4 separate regions of the Homo sapiens genome follow, and regions 1, 3 and 4 are each linked to region 2. Evidence: chromatin loops called from intact Hi-C (ENCODE). Cell type or tissue: mammary epithelial cell. All regions are shown on one strand. Region 1 overlaps LOC105378676 (a long non-coding RNA gene). Region 2 overlaps LOC105378678 (a long non-coding RNA gene). Region 3 has its middle 26 kb from the start of SCMH1-DT. Region 4 holds the start of LOC124904159 (a long non-coding RNA gene).

Region 1 (5,000 bases), 580 kb before region 2:
ATATCTTCTTTTGAGAATTGTCTGTTCCTATCCTTTGCTCACTTTTTAATGGGGTTGGTTTTTGCTTGTTGATGTATTTATCGCCTCTTCTTATAAGGATACCAGTAATATTGGATTAGAGCTCACCCTAAAAAACCCATTTTAACTTGATTACCTCTTTAAAGGCCCTATCTCCAAATGCAGTCACATTTTGAGGAACTGAGGGTTAGAACTTCAGCATATGAATTTTGGAGGGATGCAATTCAGCCAATGACACCTGCAACAGGGATTTCACCCACCAACCTGACGCATTTTCTGCTGTAAATGCACAGGATCTGAGAATCACTCGGGTTTGCCCCATCCCAACTGGCAGAGCTGAACAGAGCTATAGACATCATGGAACCAAGTGATTTGAAAACCCTTTTTTGAAGGCCCAGGAACCTTTGCTACAGCATAACCTATTTGGAATCCTAATATACAAAATATAATCAGTGCAATAAAAAATGGGAACCTCCCAGAGGTGGCCTCAATTCTCCCCTTACATACACATTGAGCATGTGCCTAGCATTTTGCTGCAGGCAAAATAGATCTGTCTCTGTGATGTATCCTTTATGTAACTATTGTAGTCGATTGTATTCTTTGTCTGAAAGTCTTCCTTCCTTCCTTGCCATTGCCATGGTTACCCTTGCATGGTGTGTACTTGCCTATCTGTCTTACAGCAGGTTTCCTGGAAACCAATTCCGAGACAGAGAGTGGTGTGCAGAAGGTTTTTAGGGGAGTGTGCTCAGGAGATTCATCTATAAGGAAGGTAGGAGGTAGGATTAGACAGAAGGAGAGGTTGATCTACTATGCGATAGCAACTGAGGTAGCTGCTGATCCTCAGGAGCCCTAGAGCTCATCTATCCCCGAAGAGTTGTGCTAAACTGAAGGAAGAAGGCAGGCCTTTGTTTTCCTTCAAAGGAAACCATCAGCCAATCATTAGCCAATCATGGCCATGACTGTGGGTGAGGCAGTTCCCTGTGGCCAAGGGCAATTCCCAATGAGTGACACAGTTGTGAGCCAGCAGAAGATTCCCAGCAGGCTCTGAAGGGTGGATCTGGGTGGAACCCCATAGCATCCACTCTACCAACCCCCTGACTTTGGGCTTGGCCATGGGATTTATTTTGGCCAATCGAAGGCAGGTAGGAAGGACAGTATGCTTTTTTTCAAGCGGAAGCCATACAGTCATGGCAAAGTTCTTCCACCTCGAGAGCCTCGGATAGCCGTTGTTTCTTCATCCTGGGTCCGGATGCAGGCATGTGGAGCAGACCTGACCTAGACTGAATTCAAGAGTCCAGCCTGGCCCAGCCAGCATCAGCTGAACTGCAGTTGACTTGGAGACTTAGGAGTGTGAAATAATCATTGATTTTGTAGGACACTGAGATTGGGGGTTTGTTTTCTTCATGGCATTATCACGGCAAGACCTGGTTAAGACAGCTAGTAAGGTGGATTTTACTGGAAGCAATGTCATAGAAGACTTACATTATACATCACAGAGGATTTTAAAAATCCTCCTTCAACATCTTTGTTTTTGTCCCAAATGGCTTCTCTGGGCATGAGGCATATCCTCTTCTCTTTCTTTTTTTCCCAAACAGGCTCTAAAATGAGTGGGAGATGTGAAGGATTTCCTGGAAGAGGTGGGAAGACTGCTGTCAAACAGATACCCTGGCAGAAGGATCTGAGGCCTGAGACCCAAGCTGCCCCGCCTGCCCAGAACTCGGATGGGGTCTGCCCTTACTTCCCACTCGCCCCTGCCAGACTTCCCCTAAATCCTCTCCTGGACCCCACAATCTTGCTCCTTCCCCTGGTGTGACTTCAGCTCCTGGAGGACAAGAAACACATCTGTGGCCAGTTCACGGTGGCCCACACCTTTAAACCTCAACACTTTGGGAGGCCAAGGAGGGTGAATCACTTGATACCAGGAGTTCAAGGTTGTAGTGAGCTATGATCGCGCCACTGCACTCCAGCCTAGGTGACAGAGTGAGACCCTGTCTCTAAAAAAGAAAAGATATGCATCTGCTGGGGTCATCACTCTCCCCAAAGCAAGGCTGGGCACACAGGTGATTCGTATATGCTGGCTGGAAGGGAGGGAAGCAGAGCCACCTGGGATTGATCATCTCCCAGTGAGAATACACCCAGTCCCTGTTGTGTGTCCCCACGGCCACAAGGCGTCAGTAAAGACCTTGGCTTGGAGTTGTCTGGAGCCAGGAAAACAGACTGGACTTTGAGGGCAGGACACCTCACCTGAAGGTGCTTTAGTTAGGTTCAGCACATCTGAAAGAGAGAGAGAGAAATAGGGGTGGTAGAACTGAGCAGTTGACAGAAGGGGACTCCAGGACTTGTCTCAGAGAGTAAGGGGCTGTGTTCTCTGCCCTTCATTCACTTATTCTACAATTGTTTGTTCATTTCTAGTACATGCCAAGCACTATTTTAGGTGCCAAGGTCCTAGCAGCTCACTCACAAAGTCCCTGCTCACATAGAGTAGATAGTAGATTACTGTCTAGACAGAAAACAAACAAAAAAAACACGATAATTTCATGGGGTGATAAGTGCCGTGAAGAAAATAAAATGGAAATGGAATAGTGACTGTGTTGCAGGGGGCGTCTTTCAGAGAGATGGTCAGGGAAGCTCAAGGGGAATCCAAAGCCTTCATAAAAAGTCAGAGCTGCCAAGGCTCCCAAGGGACCACTGGTCCCATAGCCTCATTTTGCAGCTGGGAAAACTGAGGCCTAGTAAGCCAAGGCAGAGCCCAGAGCTGAGCCCGAGTCTCTCGACCTCCAGATGGCTGGATGGCTTCCTCCTCTCCTCCCCTCACATCCTTAACCTCCCCCATGTCATCTTAGGGGGAAGGAGCAGATACAGGGGTGCTCTCAGAACGTGGGCATTAAACAGGGACCAGGGGAGTGAAGGGCAGCAAACAATACGAAACCACACAACAATGGGAAAGAAGTTCCACGAAGTTCAGATTTTTCCCATGCTGCAATTCTGAGCCTTTTTTTTTTTTTCAAAAATATTATGCATCAAATTCTTCTTCTGAAGTTTGGTTTTGGTGCCTCTGCTTTGCCTGTTTGAGGGGTATGACTGTGGAGAGTCATATGGGAGCCTTGGTTCCCTCACCTGCAAAATCCGAACCCAACTTTCCTGACTCCAGCAGTACTGTTGTGTGCAGCCTTTGTAAAGACCACAGGCACCCCCTCCCCATGGCTGTGCGGGTCTGGTCCCTTCCCTCTGCTTCTGAGCCCATCCCCGCTTGCCCACCCCAGCCCTGAGTCTGTCCACAGGAACATCCGACACAAGCGCACTTTGTTACAGACTCACTGTGACACCATGAGGTGGTTTTGGGTTTGTTCTCATGCCCGATTTGCCAACCAGGAAGCAGGCTTGCATGTGTGAGAGGGCTTGCTGAAGGTTGCACAGCCAGTAAGTGACAGAGCCAGGACTTGAACAGAAAGTTCCATTCAGTTTTCTCTACTCAAGGCTTCCATCCAAAATGACAACAACAGCAACAACCACCACCCAACGCTTTGGTGTTTGGGGATCTAAGCTTCATTTCTCTGAAAATGCACTGATGTGCAATGTGGATTTCGTGTTGGTCGAGGTGTCCAGGTGGTGTCACTTGGTGTGGTGCTGCCACCTGCCGAGAAAAGATGGGTGTTGCATCCCATCTCAAGCAGGCGCCGTCCAGGCCGAACCCAACTGTAGAGGCCTTTTCAATGCTTTTAAGTCCACTAAAAAGCGCAGCAAAGAAGCCCCAGACATGGGTCACTTGACCCATGGAAACACTGAGGTCCAAAAAGATCCTTTAAACAATTCATCTACCTTTGTTGACCTGACTTCCTCTTTTCCCATTTCCCACTGACCATGGCATCCTGTCTCCTGCCTCTCCACTCCCCTGGAATTGCTCTGGCAAAGTCATTTTGACTTTCTGATTGCCCAATTGAACAGCCTCTTTTTAGTCCTCACTTTACCTGACTTTTCAGCAGCATTAGGAACCCCTGACCACGCCCTCCTTTGGGAAACATCTCCCTGGGCTTTCAGGACACCTTTCTGCTGTTTCTCTCCCACTTCCCCAGCTGCTAATTCTCGGCCTCTATCCAAGGTTCTGTCCTTGGCCACATTCTTTTATCACTGGGCATCATCATTCCCAAGGCAACAATGGATGTGCTAATACCCCCCCAAACAAAGTTACTGTCAGTCCAGACCTAATTCCTGAGCTCCAGACCCATTTATCTGGCCCTCTTCCTCCTAGATGTCCACCTTGGATGGCCTGATGTGTCCATCCTAATCTATCCTGCTCCCTACAGCCTGCTCTTCCTGCTAGGATTCACCTCATGGAAGAGTCACTCTGTGCCCCAAGCCACACCCCTGGGAATCATTTTCCACTCCTTTCCTGTAGCCTCCACATCAGTGGGTCATTATCGTGACTGCAGGATCCATTCCCATCTTCTTCCCAGTAGCAGAACCTCTGAATTCTGCTTACACATATGGCCACCCAGAATAAAGACTACATTTCTGAGCCTCTTTTGTAGTTAGGGGCAGAAAACTTCCAGAAAGTTCACGACTCCTCTTTTCTCTTTTTTTCTGGCTGGAATGTTGATATGGTAGCTCGAGCAGCCTTTTTGGATCATGAGGTCTAACCCACAAATGACAAAGCAACAAGGTGGTGGGGCCTAGATGCTGACACTATGGATAACTACACCCATTCTGGACTACCTACCTGGTTCTTTTTATTTAAGCTACTGTTTTTCTGTCACTCAAAGCCACGTGCATAATCCTAAGTAATCGAGATAGAGTCATTCATTCTTCAAAAGAATATTCATGTATGCTAGACATTGCATTTCATGCTTTCTCAGCGCTCTCCATTTCTCCCACCTGCCCCTCTCAAATCCATTCTACTCACCACAGCCAGAGTGACCTTTCCAAAACACAAACCCAACTGTTTCCACTCGGCTCATGTCGTCTGTGACTCCCCATTACTAACA
Region 2 (5,000 bases):
TCAGGGTCAGGAGCCCCAGTCCTCTTTCTAGGGCCACTTGTGACGTCCCCATCCTTGTGGGCCTCAGCAGAAGGGAGAGTATCCCTGGGGATGTCCTCTGGCCATTTCAAGGACAAATTGTAGAAGGCTCTCGGTTTGAGGGGCCATCTTTCCTGTGACCGTCTCTGGCTCTCACAGGTGCAAAGAATCACCCTTTCAAGAGGGTCTTTGGATCTAGAACCTTCCACACTCCTCTCCCATCTGATCAGCCATACCACTCTGAAAAAGCAATCTGAAGGAAATATTTTAAAATTTGAGAACAGCTTTTGGCACAAAGGTATGCATCACAGCTTTGTGCAGAATAGCAGGAAACAATTTTCAGATTGTGAGCCATGGGATCAGCCTCTTGGAGGAGAAAGAACTTAGAATGAAAGGGAAATGCTCATGAAATCTTACATGTACTGAGCAGGAGACGACAGAGCACCATCTAAAGCACAGGGGTAAGCAAAGGAACAAAAGGATGTCAGCGAATGTCGAGGACGCTTGGGGTGAGACAGAGCTGGGGACTTTTCTATGTTTTTTCCTTATTGTCATATTTACCAAGTTTATTTAAACAAGCATTACTTTTATAGTGGGTCAGTGGGGAGAGAGATAGAGAGACCTCTATTTTATGCAACTAAAACCGAAACTGCTTCTGGATGCAGACAAGAACCAGGTGTGCCACCATGGCCAGGGTGCAGGCTCTCCCACTGCCAGATCCTGTGAGGCTGACAGATGTTGAATTTTCTAATGCTGCCCTTCTCTGAGGAACACTGGACATCTCAGTTAAAAATGTTGTACCTGGGTTGCCAGAAATTCTTTCCAAAGCACTTACAGTCTTACCTCAGGCTTGGCTGTGGGGCGTCTTGGCAGTTCTTTTGCCTGCAACTCTTGCACGTATTTTCCAAAGCACAGAATCGTTTTTAGTGGAAGTAGTAGCTTTCCCCTATAGGATCTTCAGCGCAAGGGCTGGGGAAAAGGTGGGCAGTGGGTGTGGCATTTCAGCTGGCTGATGTCCATATTCACATGAAGGGAGTTCATCTGATCCAATGGGCTTGACCAGGGAATTTAATTATTATTTGGGTGTACCAGGGCTGAGGGCCCTTTCCAAGCCAGGCCAAGTCTGCAATGTCCCCTGTGGCCAGGGGAGCCCCGAAGGTCCAGAGACCAAGGAAGGAGCCCAGAGCAGGCCAGGGTAGCCCCTGGTCCTGGGTCTCTTGTGCCCCCAGATGCTGTTTCTCCCCAGCTGGAGCTGGTCTGCTGAGGGCCTTCAGGAATCCTCCAGGGGTGCCCAGCACATCAAGAGAGCATCTCACTCTGGGCGCCTGTGTCCTTAATCTTCATGGGACCATGCCCGTGAGAAGGTGGAGGACCCTTCAGCACAGCCGCTGCCTGCCCCTGGGTGGGGGCTGATCCTGAGGGTGGGTCTTTGGAATGGAGCAAGTAGAGGTGAGGAGTGAGGGGGAAGGGGGTGTGCTCTATCCTGTGCTTTGTGATGAACTCCTAGCCCCATCCGAGGGAGGTGAAAACTGAGGCTTGGTACAAGAGACTTTCCCAAGATCATCCAATCTGCAGCAGAGCCAGAAACCCAGGACATGAGGTTTCTCAGGGGGCATCAGGACCCCCAAGTGCTCACTGTGGAAGGTTCTTCCAAAGCCTCCTTCTGGTCCTAGATGGGCCCATCATAGAGAAGGAATAGTGAGTCAGCTCTAGGCAGTGTGTACACTGGAAAGAACATGGGCTCTGGAATCAGATAAACTCGGTTTCTACTGTGTGATCTTGGGTAAGTCACTTAACGTCTCTGAGCCTTCCATTTTCTGTAGCTGGACACCAATACCAACCTCATGGGGTTAGTTTGAAGCAAAGGAGCTTTCCTGGGAATGACAGGGAAAGAGAAGTCATTGACACCAGGGGATACTCAGCCGGTCTCAATGCAGGACAGATGCTCCCAGGACACACCAGCGGGAGGTGCCCCCTGCCGGGGTCTGGAGGGCAGGACCAGCATGCCTCCTCCCCTGAAACCTCTGCGCCTGACATTGCCTGGCACGAGGCAGGGGCTTGATAAGTGTCCGCTGGTCAAATGGAGCGGATCTGGCAAGGGGCCAGCCCCATTCCTGGTGTTCTCCCTGCCTTCCTGGCTCTGGAGCCCCCTCCTGCTCCGAAGGCTCCGCTCTGCCATAAGCCAGGTCCCTACCCTGCCCTGTGTGGCTCAGGAGACGTGGACATCCCCGAGCTGGTCCAGATGCCTGCACCCCTGCTTTGCTCCTGGGGGAGGACTTTGCCTGTTTCTCATGGACGCTTACACCGTGCCAGAGGCTGGGCCTCACCTGCACGATCCCGTTAATGCCTCGCAACCCCACAGGGCAAGCGCCTTGAGGATCTTCACTCTACAGAGGTGGCAGCTGGAGCTTTGGAGGAAAGGAGTTGCTGCTGCGGACTGAATTGTGCCCCTGCTGCCCCCACATTCATATATGGAAGCTCTAACCCTCTATGTGACTATATGTGGGACGCGGTCTTTAGGAGGTAATGAAGGTAAAATGAGGTCATAATCCCACAGGACCGCGGCCTTATAACAAGAGGAAGAGGGACCGGAACGCTCTCTCCATGTGAGTGTACAGGGCAGGCCAGGAGGAGGGCCCGCTCCAGAAATGGCCCCGCGCCAGGCTGCCCAGCCGCCACCGCTGGGAGAAATGAGTTTCTGTTGCGAGCTGCCAAGTCTGCAGTACTGTGTTATGGCCGGGGCTGACCGTCACTCACCCAAGGTCACACAGAGAGGAGCAACCAGGATTCAAGCTCAGTCTGTTCTTGAGAACTCAGGCCTGTTCATGACCCCACAGTGGGTCTCCTGTGCTAGGGCTGTGCCTCAGTAGCCGGGTCTGTGGAGTGGGTGGCTTTTTTCTGCCCTGCTCCAGGGTCATGAAGCCTGAGTAACCTCTGACTCACCTCAGGCTCGGCAGGCTCCCTGCTGGCCATGGGGCCATTTCTGCTGCTGCAGCGCCCCCTGCTGGCCCAGACCACGTCTGCCTTGTGCCTGTCCCCTGGAGTTCGTTCCCCTCCCTCCAGATCTGGCTCTCCAAGCCCTGCCCCTTCCGTGCCATCCCTCAGGTTCTGCAGGGCACTGGCCACTTCTGCACAGCCAGGCCTTCCCACCCTACCCCCGAGATTCACACAGCAGGGTCCACTCCCTCCCAGGCTTGGCTTCCCCAGGCTGAGGGCTGGGCATTGGCACCCTTCCACAGACCACATGAGTCAGCTCCCTCCCCACCCAACAAGGCCAGTGCTGGCTCTGTCTGAGGTCCCTTTGTTCAGGTCTCTTCTGAAGAAAGGCACCAGAGGCTCCAGCTCTGGCCATAATGCCCCAGATGAAGCTTGACAGGAGAACTGGACACAACAGGCCAGGTGGGGATGGGACGCCTGGATACTGCCTTGGGCCTGAGTGGGCAGGGAAGAGGCAAAGATATGCTATCGTGGATCCTAGGCTGGCTACAAGGCTCTCAGATGCCAACCCACCTCCCTCCTGTCCTTTTACACTCCCTGGGCCCCCTGCCCCCTGCAGCCCAGGGCCCCTCACTGCCTCCTCCACCAGCTGCTCACTGAACCCCTTGCAGCTCTTGGAGAGGGCAAGCTGAGATTCTGGAGCCAGAAACTCCTGGGTCCTTTTCTACACTAACTCACTTTGTGACCGTCTTCTCTCTTGGCCTTCATTTCCTCAACTGTGCAATGGGAGCAGTGCACCCCTCTTGGGTGTGAAGGGCCCAGCAGAGGGCCCAGTGCAAAGCTGGCATCAGTGCATGTTTGTGCGATGGGCAGACGGGTTGGGGGGGTCAGTAGCCTTGACTACAGGGACAGGGACTCTGCTCACCTCCAGGCTGTCTTCCTTGCCTTTCTTTCCTTGAAGGGAGTGGTTCCCTCTGAGTGCCTATGCTAATGAGCTCCCTGCAGCCCCATCTGCATAAGGAGCTTCTGACTCGGTTTCTCTGGGTCAAGCTCAGGCCATGGAGGCATCTTAAGGTCAGCTTCAGGTGGGAAAAGTAGGTAGGGGTGTTGGGAGGCAGATCCAGTTCCAATCTTGATTTCACCAAGTTCTTATCGAAGAAACTCCTGGAAAACTGTTTTCCATTGTCTGAGCCTCAGTTTCATCTTCTGGAAAATGGAGCAATGACACCCTGTTAAAGGAGCTCCATGAGAAGGTGCAACTCAGAGTAGGTACCTCGTGCCCACACCCACCACAGTCTGGGTTGCATCTACACTTGCCCTCTCACCTCTCGGTCCCTAACTCCTCTGAGCTGCAGTAGCTCAAAAGCAGCTCAAACTCAGCTTATCTCACCCTCAGCTCCTTACCCCACCCTAGTAACTGCCCACCCTCCACTCACTGCACAGACCAGAAACCCAGGTGGGGTTTCCTTGATTCCTTTCTCTCCCTCAACTCCTTCCCTAGTCCCCAGACCCACAGCCCCAGAAGATTCCATCCTCACACACTCCTGCTGCCTCCTTCCTTGACTGCCCACTGGACTGGTGCAGGAGCCTGTTGGCGGTTCCCACATTCGTCTAGCTCCTTTCCAACCCTTTCCCCACACTGCAGCTAATGACTTTATCAGGCTCACATGTGGTTCCTTGCTGAAAATCCTGCAGGGGCTTCTCAGTGCTTTTAGGAGGAAGAACACATGTCTCTGCTGGAGGTCCTGCATTATCTGGGCCCTATGACGACCCCGTTAGATTTCAGGGCGCCTTCCCCTCACTTGGAGGTCCAGCCATCCTGGACTTCCTTTGTTGACCTTTCCCTCTGTCTGGAGTGTTCTTTCCCATCCCACCTCATTGCCTGGTTGCCACCTACTCACTCTCCAAATCTCAGCCCAGGCACAGCATCTCTAGAGAGGCTTGTCCTGAGCCCCCGGCAGGGTTGAATGCCTCTGCTGCAAGCTCCTGGCAGTCTGCGGCCTCTTCTTTGGGCCCTTTCTTGGTTATTACTAAACAAACCTTTG
Region 3 (5,000 bases), 160 kb before region 2:
TGATTCCACACGTTTGTTGACCAGACTCCTGTGCTGCGTTCTGGAGATAGGAAGAATAAAAAACCATCTGTGCTTTTAGGGAATTCTAGTCAAGTTGGGGAGATAAATAAATTGACAATTACATTGTAAGTGCTCCGACAGCTAACCAGACAAAATGCTGCAGGAGGACAGGAAGGGAGCAAGGAACTGCCAGGAATGGGGAGAAGGTCATGATGTTTGAATTGGGTCTTGAGGATGGGTAGGAGTTTACCCAGCAGAAAGAGCATGGTTGTGGGTAGGAAGAGCATTGCAGTCAAGGTTAACTACTTACCTGTAGAAAAGTGTGGTGCTATTGTAGAGCAATGTTAGATGTCTCCACATCTAGCAGTGATGTGAGGAAAAAGGCCTGTTATGGAATAAGAAGGACCTAGGTTCTGGTTTCAATTCTGTCACAGAGTCACTGAAAACCTTTAAGCAAACCACTCAGTCCAATTGTGTCTCAATTACCTCATCTCTCCAGGAGGATGCTCTCAAAGCCAAATATCTCAGAGCTGCTCTATCCGATAGAATAGCCAGTAGCCACAACGGTCTATGTAAATTTAAATTAACTAAAAGTAAATACATTTAAAATTCTGTTCCTCAATTGCACTAGCCATGTTTCCAGTGCTCAGAAGCTACTGGTGACTAGTGGCTGCAATATTGGACAGCACAGATATTGAATACCTCCATCACCCTAGAAAGTCCTGCTGGGCTGGGCTGGGCTGGGCTGCCCTAGAGGCCTGTGATTCTCAGAGGAGAAGGGATTTGTCCCATCACCTAGCAAGGTCTCCAGGCTCCCCACTTACCCGTTTAGGAAGATATCCCAAGGAACAGGATAGAGAGGATGCACCATTCCACTGCCCAACCTCAGTTCCTGAAGTACAGTGACCCAAATCAGAGGGCAGGGGTCCCTTGTCCCTTTGTCAGTGCACACTATACTCTGATTTCGCTGTGTGAAAGCTTATCACAGTGCCGGGCCCATAATAGCAGCTTTCATAAATAGCCAGTCCAATTCCCAGTTTTGCAAGTGAGAAAACTGAGGCTCAGAGTGGCCTGGTTTAGGATCCAAGTCTTAGAAATTTCCAGGATATCTTGAATGATGGAATTTAGGAGAACACAATGGTCTTTGATCCTCATTTTGGCTTAAGACTTTCAGGTTTTATTTATGTTGTAATCCAGATGATACTATGTGGAATCAAACACATGACCTTATCTGTGGCTAGATGCATGACTGTCCAGGAGCTTGCAGGAATTAACCAGTGGCCAACCTTGTAATGCACAAGACTTTTATGTTACCTGAAACAAATAGAATTAGGTAGCAGGTAGAATTTTTATTTTTATTTATTTATTTGTTTATTTATTTTTTGAGACAGAGTCTCACTCTGTCACCCAGGCTGGAGTGCAGTGGTGTGATCTCAGCTCAGTGCAACCTCCGCCTCCTGGGTTCAAGTGAGCTCATGCCTCAGCCTCCCAAGTAGCTGGGACCACAGGTGCGTGCCACCACACCCAGTTAATTTTTGTATTTTTAGTAGGGGCGGGGTTTCACCATATTGATCAGGCTGGTCTTGAACTCTTGACCTCAAGTTATCTGTCCTCTTTGGCCTCCCAAAGTGCTGGGATTACAGGAGTGAGCCACCACGCCCAGCCAGAATCAATATTTTTGAAAAATGAACACAAATGTATTACCTACCATGTACCAAGCACAGTTTTAAGAGGGTCTAGTAGATAACTGAGCAACACTATGAGGTACAGATGATTACTCTCATCATCCTCATTTTCCAGACAAGGAAACGGAGGCTGAGATAAATAACTTGCTGAAGGCCTCATAGCTATTGTGAAGCCTGGACTCACCCAAGCAGTGGCCTCAGAGCCCACAATCTTAACCCCTTTCTAGAGCCCTCTCCTCAACTTTGCAATTGTTGAACATCAGGACCTGAGGGAAACTTTGGGATCACCTAGTCTAATCCCTTTCCTTTCCTCATGCGGTACTGAAGGCCACAGAGTGACCCAGATCCAGCCAAGGTTATTCAGCAAGTTGTAAAAGACAGAGCTTGAATCTGAGTCCTGAGGGTGGGTCCCCTGGCTCCTGTTCAGTTATTTTTGCTCACTTCTTTTAAAAAGCCTAAAAAATGAAATGATCCACTGAGCATCTTCTGGGTACCCACATTGTGCTGGATGTTTTTGTGGAAAAAAACCTTGGGTTTACATTGAGAAGTCCTGGAATCAAATCTTACCTCAATTGCTTGCCCAGTGACCTTAAGCAAGTCACTTTCTATGTCTTGGCCTCAGTTTCTCCAGAAAAGGAATAAGGATATAATTGCCTTAAGGATTATGTCAGAATGAGTGGCACAAAGTAATTACTCAAGTAAAAGGAATGGACGCTGAAGACACAGGCCGTGTGCCCTCTACAATCTGGATGTGGAGGTGAGACTGACATGCAGAGGAGGATCAGAGGAGAGCAGAGAGCATGCTTTGTTGGCAGGTCAGACGATGAATGTTAGGACACTTCATGCACTGTTGGCTCCATCTGGCAATGGAGGTGATTCAGGATCAAGAAATCATCCAGGGAAAGGCTGGCCTGCAAGAACCCAGACTGGACACGAGGTGGCGCTGGTGGCCCACCTGGGAACAGGCAGAGACCGGCGACCAGCCCCGGGGAATCTGATCCTGGCAGTTTCATTCTTTTTGCTTCTAGGCATGAAGTCTACATGAGGGACCCTGGTGGGCTGAGGATGAGGGCGCTCTGCCCCACCAAAGGATAAATGGGAATTTTACACTCCTTATCTCATTTAGTCTTCACAGCCACCTTTTCAGGTATTCAGTTTTACACACAGGACACTGTGACTCAAAAGATGTTAAATAATTTCCTCAAGGGATACTATTGAGAAGTAGATCCAGGCCCACTGATTCTAAATCCCATGCTCTTTCCAGGAAAATATGCTCCTCCCAGCCAGTGGAATCAGTCTATCAACAGAGGCTAAACAGGATGTAAGGGAGATCGTACCAGAAAATAGAAGACCAGATTAAAACTGCCTCCTCCTCATGGCCTTCCTAGACTGTCCCCATTCCTTTTTCACCCAGTCCACTCCAACAACCTCCTAATCCATTTCCCTGCTTCCATTCTTGCACCCTAGGCTCTGTTCTCTACAGTGATCTTGTGAGAAGGAAACCAAGTGGCAGTATTCTGCCTTTTTGCCGTTCAAAACACTCCAATGCTTCTGATTCCAATTTGAACAATGTCTGAATTTCTCACCACAGCTATGAGCGGTGCTGTGCTGGTAACAACCAGTTCTCAGAGGCAGAGAGCCCTGATATGTAGCATTTGCTAATTGTGGTGCATATTCTCCCTCCATGGCCAATTTCAAGCTTCCAAGGTAACATCACTGAGCTCAGAGTTGAGAAGGGATGTAAAGAATCGAGACAGAGCCAGTCTGAGTTGACACCAACGCACTGCTGCACCAAGGCTCCACACATAAGATCTGGCCTCAGACGCCTTCTCCAGACAACCCGCTTATTCTGCTACCCCTGTTCACTCTGCTGGATCACTGGCCTTCTTGCTGTTTCTTGAACATAACAAGTACATTTCCACCTCGGGGCCTTGGCACTTGCTTTCCTCTGTTTGGGATGCTCTTCCCCAAAAATGTGCATAACTTGCTGCGTCACTTCATTCAGGTCTCAGCTCAAATGTTACAGAGAGGCCTCCCCTGAGCATCTTCCCTAAGACATCCTACCCACTCCCACCCTCCATCACTTTTATTCCTTGCTCTGCTGTATTTTTTCTCTAAGGGCCTCAATCTCTATTTAATAATAAATGATAGACATTTAAACTTATTTGTCTAGGTCAGGACTGGATGGCCATCCCTAGAACAGACCTGACTCAAAGAAAGCACTTAATACATATTTGCTGGTTGATAAATGAGTAATTACTTTTCCTCTACATGTAATGCCTTTTTTTACTGCAATAGCCTTGATGTTTTCTCTTTATTCTTGATGTGCTATCGTCTCACTACACTGGGTCTAGGTGTAAATTTATTTGTTCTGTTCAGCACTGAGTGCGCATTTTGAATCTAAGCAATGTCTTTCTCTCATTCTGGACAATTCTCAGTCCTTATTTCTGTAATCTTGCTTCTCCTGCACTCCCTCTGTTCTGGAACTCCTACATAACAGTCTGTCAGTCTCTACTCTGTGTTTCGTAACTGCTTGGCATTCTATAGAATGCCAGTTGTCTCCCAGTGTCTATTCCACTTTTTCCTTAGTAATAGAATCTCTAACTTTCAGCTAGGCACATGCCTACTTGGGTTAAAAATGACATTTCTTGGCTGGGCGTGGTGGCTCATGCCTGTAATCCCAGCACTTTGGGAGGCTGAGGTGGGCAGATCATCTGAGGTTAGGAGTTTGAAACCAGCCTGGCCAACATGGTGAAACCCCCTCTCTACTAAAAATACAAAAATTAGCTGGGTGTGGTGGTGGGTGCCTGTAATCCCAGCTACTTGGGAGGCTGAGGCAGGAGAATCACTTGAACCCAGGAAGCGGAGGTTGCAGTGAGCTGAGACTGCGTCACTGCACTCCTGCCTGGGCAACAAGAGTAAAACTCTGTCTCAAAAAAAAAAAAAATTTCTGAGTCTTCCACTTAGCTACATTCGGGCATATAACTGAGTTCTGAACAATGAGTATAAGCAGGAGTCTTGTGGAACCTCCTTGTAATGTCTTTTAAGCAGGGGAGTGTGCTATTCTTTGTGCCTTCTTCCTGCTATCTGAAAAATACACGAGGTGGCTGGAGTTGGTGCAGCCATCTTGGACTATAGGGTAGAAGTCAGATAGAAGGAGCCTGGGTTTTGATGGCTTTTATGAGACTGCCCTCTTAGCTTTTTTTTTTTTTTTTTTTTTTGAGACGGAGTCTCACTCTGTCCCCAAGGCTGGAGTGCAGTGGTGCCGTCTCGGCTCACTGCAGGCTCCGCCTCCTGGGTTCACACCATTCTCCT
Region 4 (5,000 bases), 110 kb before region 2:
AGGGGGTGGGGAAGAGGAAGGGCTCTCAGTGGGAGACGTGTCCTTCCAGGGCCCCCTACCTTCCCCTGCTCTCTGTCTTCCAAGGCAGTCCTGCAGTAGTGGAGACTCAGGAGAGGAGGGGGAGCAGCCCCTGTGCAGGGGAGGGTGGCTGCGCCCTTCCGGGATGGACTGGATCCTGGGGGCCCCGTAGGAGTGCATGTGTGTGTGTACCTGTGTGCATGTGCCTAGATACACAGGGACATGTCGGAGCGGGTGAGAGGGATTCAGACCCATGTGGTAGAAGTAACAGCTGCACTGCTGTCTGGCCTGCAGAGGACTAGGAGGTGGAGGCCAGGGCAGGACACCTGGCTGGTCTGCATGTCCTGGGCTGTCGTGAGCAGAAGGAGCAGATGTACTCAGGCAGCCTGGGAGCAGGCTTAGCTCAGCAGAGAGAGGGCTCCCTGGCCAGGGAATGCACAGCTTTAAAAGGCACTGAGCAAATGTCTCTGGGAAGGACTGAGGGGTTGCTACAGAGCAGATCTTTTCCCTTGGTGGGCACTTGGTGACTCCCTACCTCTGGGGCTAGGATTGCATGTATCTGTGGGTGAAGGGGTTTGCCTCCCTCTTTTCCTCCCACCCCAGCTGCCTGCTCAGAGCCTTATGGGGCCTTCGGTGTGGCAAGAGTGAGAAGCAGGCTGCCGCCACCCGGCCAAGCTCATTTCCAGGATGCTGGCACACGCGCCCCTCCTCTGTCCGCCTTCCCATCCGTTCCTGTGGCAAGCTCTTCTTCCCCAAGGCCGGTGGGCTCTAGGGAGTCCCACTTCTCTGCCAGCCAAGTGAGAACGCAGGCTTGAAGGGGAAGGAGGAAGAGAGACTTGTTGGCGGGGCTCCCGCTGGGTCGAGAGCAGTGCCTTCTGGAGGGATGCAGCGTCTTGAGGAATCCTCATGACTACAGATAACAGGGGGTGAGCTGGTATCTCTCTCTTACACTGGAGGACAGTGAAGCTCAGAGACACGAAATTGCCTGCTTAAGACTACACAGCTAGGAAGGAGTGAATTGGTTTCAATTTAGCAAATGTTTGTTAAGTGACACCTGCACACCAGGCCCTGCCGAAGAAGTTGCAGGTCCAGACCCTGTCCTCAAGCAGCACAGCATGCCCGCAGCTGTCCCTGATTCCGATGACGCTGCCCCTTCCACTGCTCTGCTCTGCCTTTGCCAGGGGTGTCTGTGGTCAGCAGCCCAGGGTGGGGGGAAAGCATCAGAGCAGGTGACCAGGGAGTGGGGTCTGGCTCTGGCGCCTCAGTCACCAGTCCTGGTCTTTGGGGAAAGTACAGTTTGAGAAATATAAGACCGGAGGGTCCTTTCAAGCTCAGTTTAGTGCTCTCCTCCCGCCCCATCCCCATGGTGCAGAAGAAGAAATTGAGGCCCAGAAAAAAGACTAGATGGGCCCAGGGTCACCCAGGAAATTAGAATAGGAGCCAGGATTTCGACCTGGTTCTCCTGACTCCTGGGTCAAACTTGACCATGGCTGTACCCAGGGGCCGGTGCTACCAGGCATGGTCAGGAAAGGCTTCCAGGGGAGCCTTGCATTTCTTCTAGAAAGATAAGTTAAAGAAAGACCAGTCAGAAAGGAAACTCCCAATGCCTGGGAAGGTTTCACAGCCTGAAGAAAGCTCCACAAGCCCATGCTCATTCCTAAACCCACCCCAACCCAGCCTCAGAGAAGGGTGTGGGAGGAGGCCTGACTGGTGAGGCCCGAGGTTGCTTGCTGCTGGGGCTGTGTCTCAGAGATGTCAAGGTGGGGAGAAGGCAGGAGCTGTGCCTTGATTGGTCTCTAAAATCCCCTGCAGGACTGGATGCTCGAAAGTGATGCTTGAGCAAGACAGGAGAACAGAAGGGCCTCCCTGATATAGAAGCAGCCGCAACATGTGTCTGGACATGCACAGAAGCAGGTGCTTCTGTGTGTAGCCTGGGAACTGACTGTCCCCGGGTGGCAGGAAGACTTTTTTAGTAGCCCCATGAATGAGGAACTGACGGTCTGCACAGGTGAAGGTTTGTGAGCAAGAGCTGGGTCAGAGAGGAGGCACCTGTTCTTCCAGAGGGGCCTGGGTCTGGGTGTGATGGGGTAATGCAGTGTGTGTGGTGCGCCGCTGCTGGGTGACTACCCAAGGCTTAACTGTGGCTGGGTGTTGTGGGTGTCTGTGTGTCAACGTGTGGTCAGGTATAGCCATATCTGGCCAGGCTGGTATGGACACCTGTTCCTGTCTTCGTGTCCCATGGGTGTAGCTGTGTGTACCAACCCAAGTGTGAGTCTGAATGGAGCTGGACTTTTTTTTTTTTTTTTTGAGATGGAGTTTCTCTCTTGTTGTCCAGGCTGGAGTGCAATGGTGTGATCTTGGCTCACTGCAACCTCCGCCTCCCGGGTTCAAGCGATTCTCCTGCCTCAGCCTCCTAAGTAGCTGGGATTACAGGCATGTGCCACCACGCCCAGCTAATTTTGTATTTTTAGTAGAGATGGGGTTTCTCCATGTTGGTCAGGCTGGTCTTGAACTCCCGACCTCAGGTGATCCGCCCACTTCCCAAAGTGCTGGGGTTACAGGTGTGAGCTACCACGCCTGGCTGGACTTTTAGTGACTGTAGCTCCAGACATAGCCATAGCCCCCAACAGCTCTGTGTGCTGGAGCTGTACCTTTGTGTGGGTGTGTTGGAGACGGCCTCTGGGGTAGCCTTGGCCCTGTGACCTGGGCTGTTGGAGCTCTGTAGCAGGTGGCCCCCATCACAAGGGGGCACTGTGCATCTTCCTAAACCATCACCGCCGCTGGTGGCCAGTGTGTGGGCAAGGAAGGCTGGGAACTGGCACAAAGATGCCCTCAGCCAGGCCCAGCGCTTCTGCCCCTATTTCTCTGGGCAGTCCTGGCTCTCCTCAGAGTTTTTGCCCTGGGGGAAGGGAAAGGATGTCATTAAAAATCCTACCTAGTAAGTCTCATGGGAGGGGTCCATAGCGATGTCTCTCCCAACTGCCTCATTTGACAAGTGGAGAAACTAAGGTTCAGTTGGGAAATAACCTCTCTCAGACCCAAGCCCGGGATCACTTCCCAACCCTGAGATAAAGCCACATGTGCAACATGTTCCAACATGTGCAACAGCTTCCAACACAGGCCGTAAGTGCCCATTGCAAGACGGGTACTGACAGTGCATGTTGGAGCTGCTCTGGCCTGGGTTTCTGGTTCTGACTCCATCACTTACCTGGCGTGTGACTCTGAGTCTCTGATGCCTTTCTCTGGGCTTCTTTTTCCCATCAGTAAACTGAGAGGATTGATGCCTTTGCTCTTCAAGCCCCTCTTTTCCAGCATGGGCCTTCTAGTTCCTACAGGTTAGAGGTCAGTGTGACCTGGGAGCAGTGATGGTTCTGTGCACCTGGTGGGTAATTATCCTTGTTAAAGACGGCTGGGCATTAAGCATAGCCCAGAGAACTTAGGGTCACACATGACTTAGTGGCTGAGTCAGGATGAGAAGAAAGTCAGGCCTCCTGGTCCCTCACCAGCGCCCGCTGCCCTACCCCAGCACCCCCTGCCCTACCCCAGCAGCTATCCTGACCCTCTCTCTGGGCATAGGTATCAGTGCTTCATTGATACAACCCTGTGTTCCTCCTTGAAGTTGTCTTGCCATTTCCCAAGTCATCTGCCTCCCATATCCATGCCGGGCAGGTCCTGTGCTGGAGACTGTCCTCTCCACTCCCTTATTGAGTCCTAGGAGAAGCCCCATTTTACAGATGGGGAAACCAAGGCTTGATGGAGTTAAGAAATAATAGAAGCTATTATTTTTAAACCTTCTCTGTCTCAATGCCAGACTCTGTGCTGGACACTCACTAAAGTGGGCAGAGAGTGACTAGTCCAACCTCCCAAATTTTCCCCCAAATGGTGCCGAGACCTGCCCGGGATCTGCCAGCCTGATTTAGACAGCAATTTGCATACAATTTACCCAGAAAGCTGCACTGTGAAAAAATATAATTACTTTTTTAATATTCTCGCTCTGATGTGAATGCTTACTGCCCGGTAATGAATTACTTGCTTAATGAAGATAAACCTGAATTGGAGATGCACTTCGGACGGCTGCTGCGGCGTCCGGTTTGATGCCATCATTTGCAGCTGTTAATTTCTGAAATTGATGCCCTTGTTGGTGGGATCATAAATTGAGGGGGAAATCTATGAGCTCCAGCACTTCCAGTTTTTTACTCTGTGGCATTGGTGGAGCTACTTAGCCTCTCTGTGCCTCAGTTTCCTCATCTATAACAAGGGTATTGGGGTAAGTTAGAACTATATAAATGTGGGTCCATCTCACAGTAAAGTGATCTTTACTGGAGAATGATTGAGCATCTACAATGTGTCAGGTGAGAGACAGAGGGGAAGTGATTTATTCAAAGACACTCATGGACTCAGAGGCTTCTGAACTAGAATGAGTAGCCACAGCTTTGTGTCCAGGTGCTACACTTGGATCTCTTCTCCTAAATGGCCTTGAAGATGCCTCCTGACTGCTGGTGATGGGAAAGAGAGCCAGGCTGAAGTCAGACACTGGTAGGAGAAAAAAAAAAACAAAAAAAACTGTGGAGGTGTGGCCACTGGAAACTCTACCCGTTCCTTTACCTGATGCTAACCATGTCTGGGGACTGATCACAGAAGAGCACAGGGCTGGGGGCCAGCACAACAAGCCAACGATTCAGCAAATATGTAGTTACTGCCATCTATGGCCATATGTTTTAGGCTCCTAGCACACAGCCATGAGTAAGACCAGCAAGGTCCCTGCCTACATGGACCTGAAATTCTAAAAGGTGTGGTGAACACATAGCGATAATAGATGAGTTAACTAAGAATAAAGATAAAGTCAGATAATGATAAGTGAAATAAAATTTTTTAAATAGATAATATGAAACAGATCAATTGAGGGGGTAATTTTGACTTGGCCTAAAAGACTTCCCTAAAGAGGTGACACCTGGACTGAAATGTAAATGATATTAAGTCCC

Evidence for each region. Hi-C counts contacts between places; a loop is a spot of excess contacts. Peaks named below come from ENCODE experiments on the same cell type or tissue, not always from the same donor. Only the 100,000 strongest peaks of a DNase experiment are listed, where the experiment ranks them.
Region 1: it touches region 2 in a loop (30-fold over the local background); 2 of 110 quality-filtered maps call a loop at or near these places.
Region 3: it touches region 2 in a loop (12-fold over the local background); 63 of 110 quality-filtered maps call a loop at or near these places.
Region 4: it touches region 2 in a loop (9-fold over the local background); 18 of 110 quality-filtered maps call a loop at or near these places.

Annotation. Positions count from the first base shown.
Region 1 is chr1:40,846,535-40,851,534 of GRCh38, forward strand. It overlaps LOC105378676 (a long non-coding RNA gene), which reads right to left. Exons shown (of 3, transcript XR_947239.2): 2 at 2,263-2,292; 3 at 1,563-1,646. Among named protein-coding and RNA genes, the nearest start is that of CITED4, 13 kb to the right of the region's middle. In mammary epithelial cell, CTCF peaks have their summits at 2,185 (motif pointing right) and 3,658 (motif pointing left); DNase peaks (open chromatin) are centred at 1,027 and 2,197.
Region 2 is chr1:41,429,885-41,434,884 of GRCh38, forward strand. LOC105378678 (a long non-coding RNA gene) reads left to right here. Exons shown (of 6, transcript XR_007066029.1): 2 at 1-3,417. Among named protein-coding and RNA genes, the nearest start is that of EDN2, 52 kb to the right of the region's middle. RefSeq lists enhancers at 2,756-2,865, 3,553-4,184, 4,283-5,000. In mammary epithelial cell, a CTCF peak has its summit at 3,030 (motif pointing left); a DNase peak (open chromatin) is centred at 3,167; H3K27ac peaks cover 368 bases.
Region 3 is chr1:41,265,731-41,270,730 of GRCh38, forward strand. No RefSeq gene overlaps it. Among named protein-coding and RNA genes, the nearest start is that of SCMH1-DT, 26 kb to the left of the region's middle. RefSeq lists an enhancer at 2,487-2,781. In mammary epithelial cell, a CTCF peak has its summit at 2,623 (motif pointing right); no DNase peak of the experiment used is centred here.
Region 4 is chr1:41,320,303-41,325,302 of GRCh38, forward strand. LOC124904159 (a long non-coding RNA gene) reads left to right here and starts at 2,548. Exons shown (of 2, transcript XR_007066027.1): 1 at 2,548-5,000. RefSeq lists an enhancer at 1,879-2,138. In mammary epithelial cell, a CTCF peak has its summit at 2,759 (motif pointing right); a DNase peak (open chromatin) is centred at 3,139.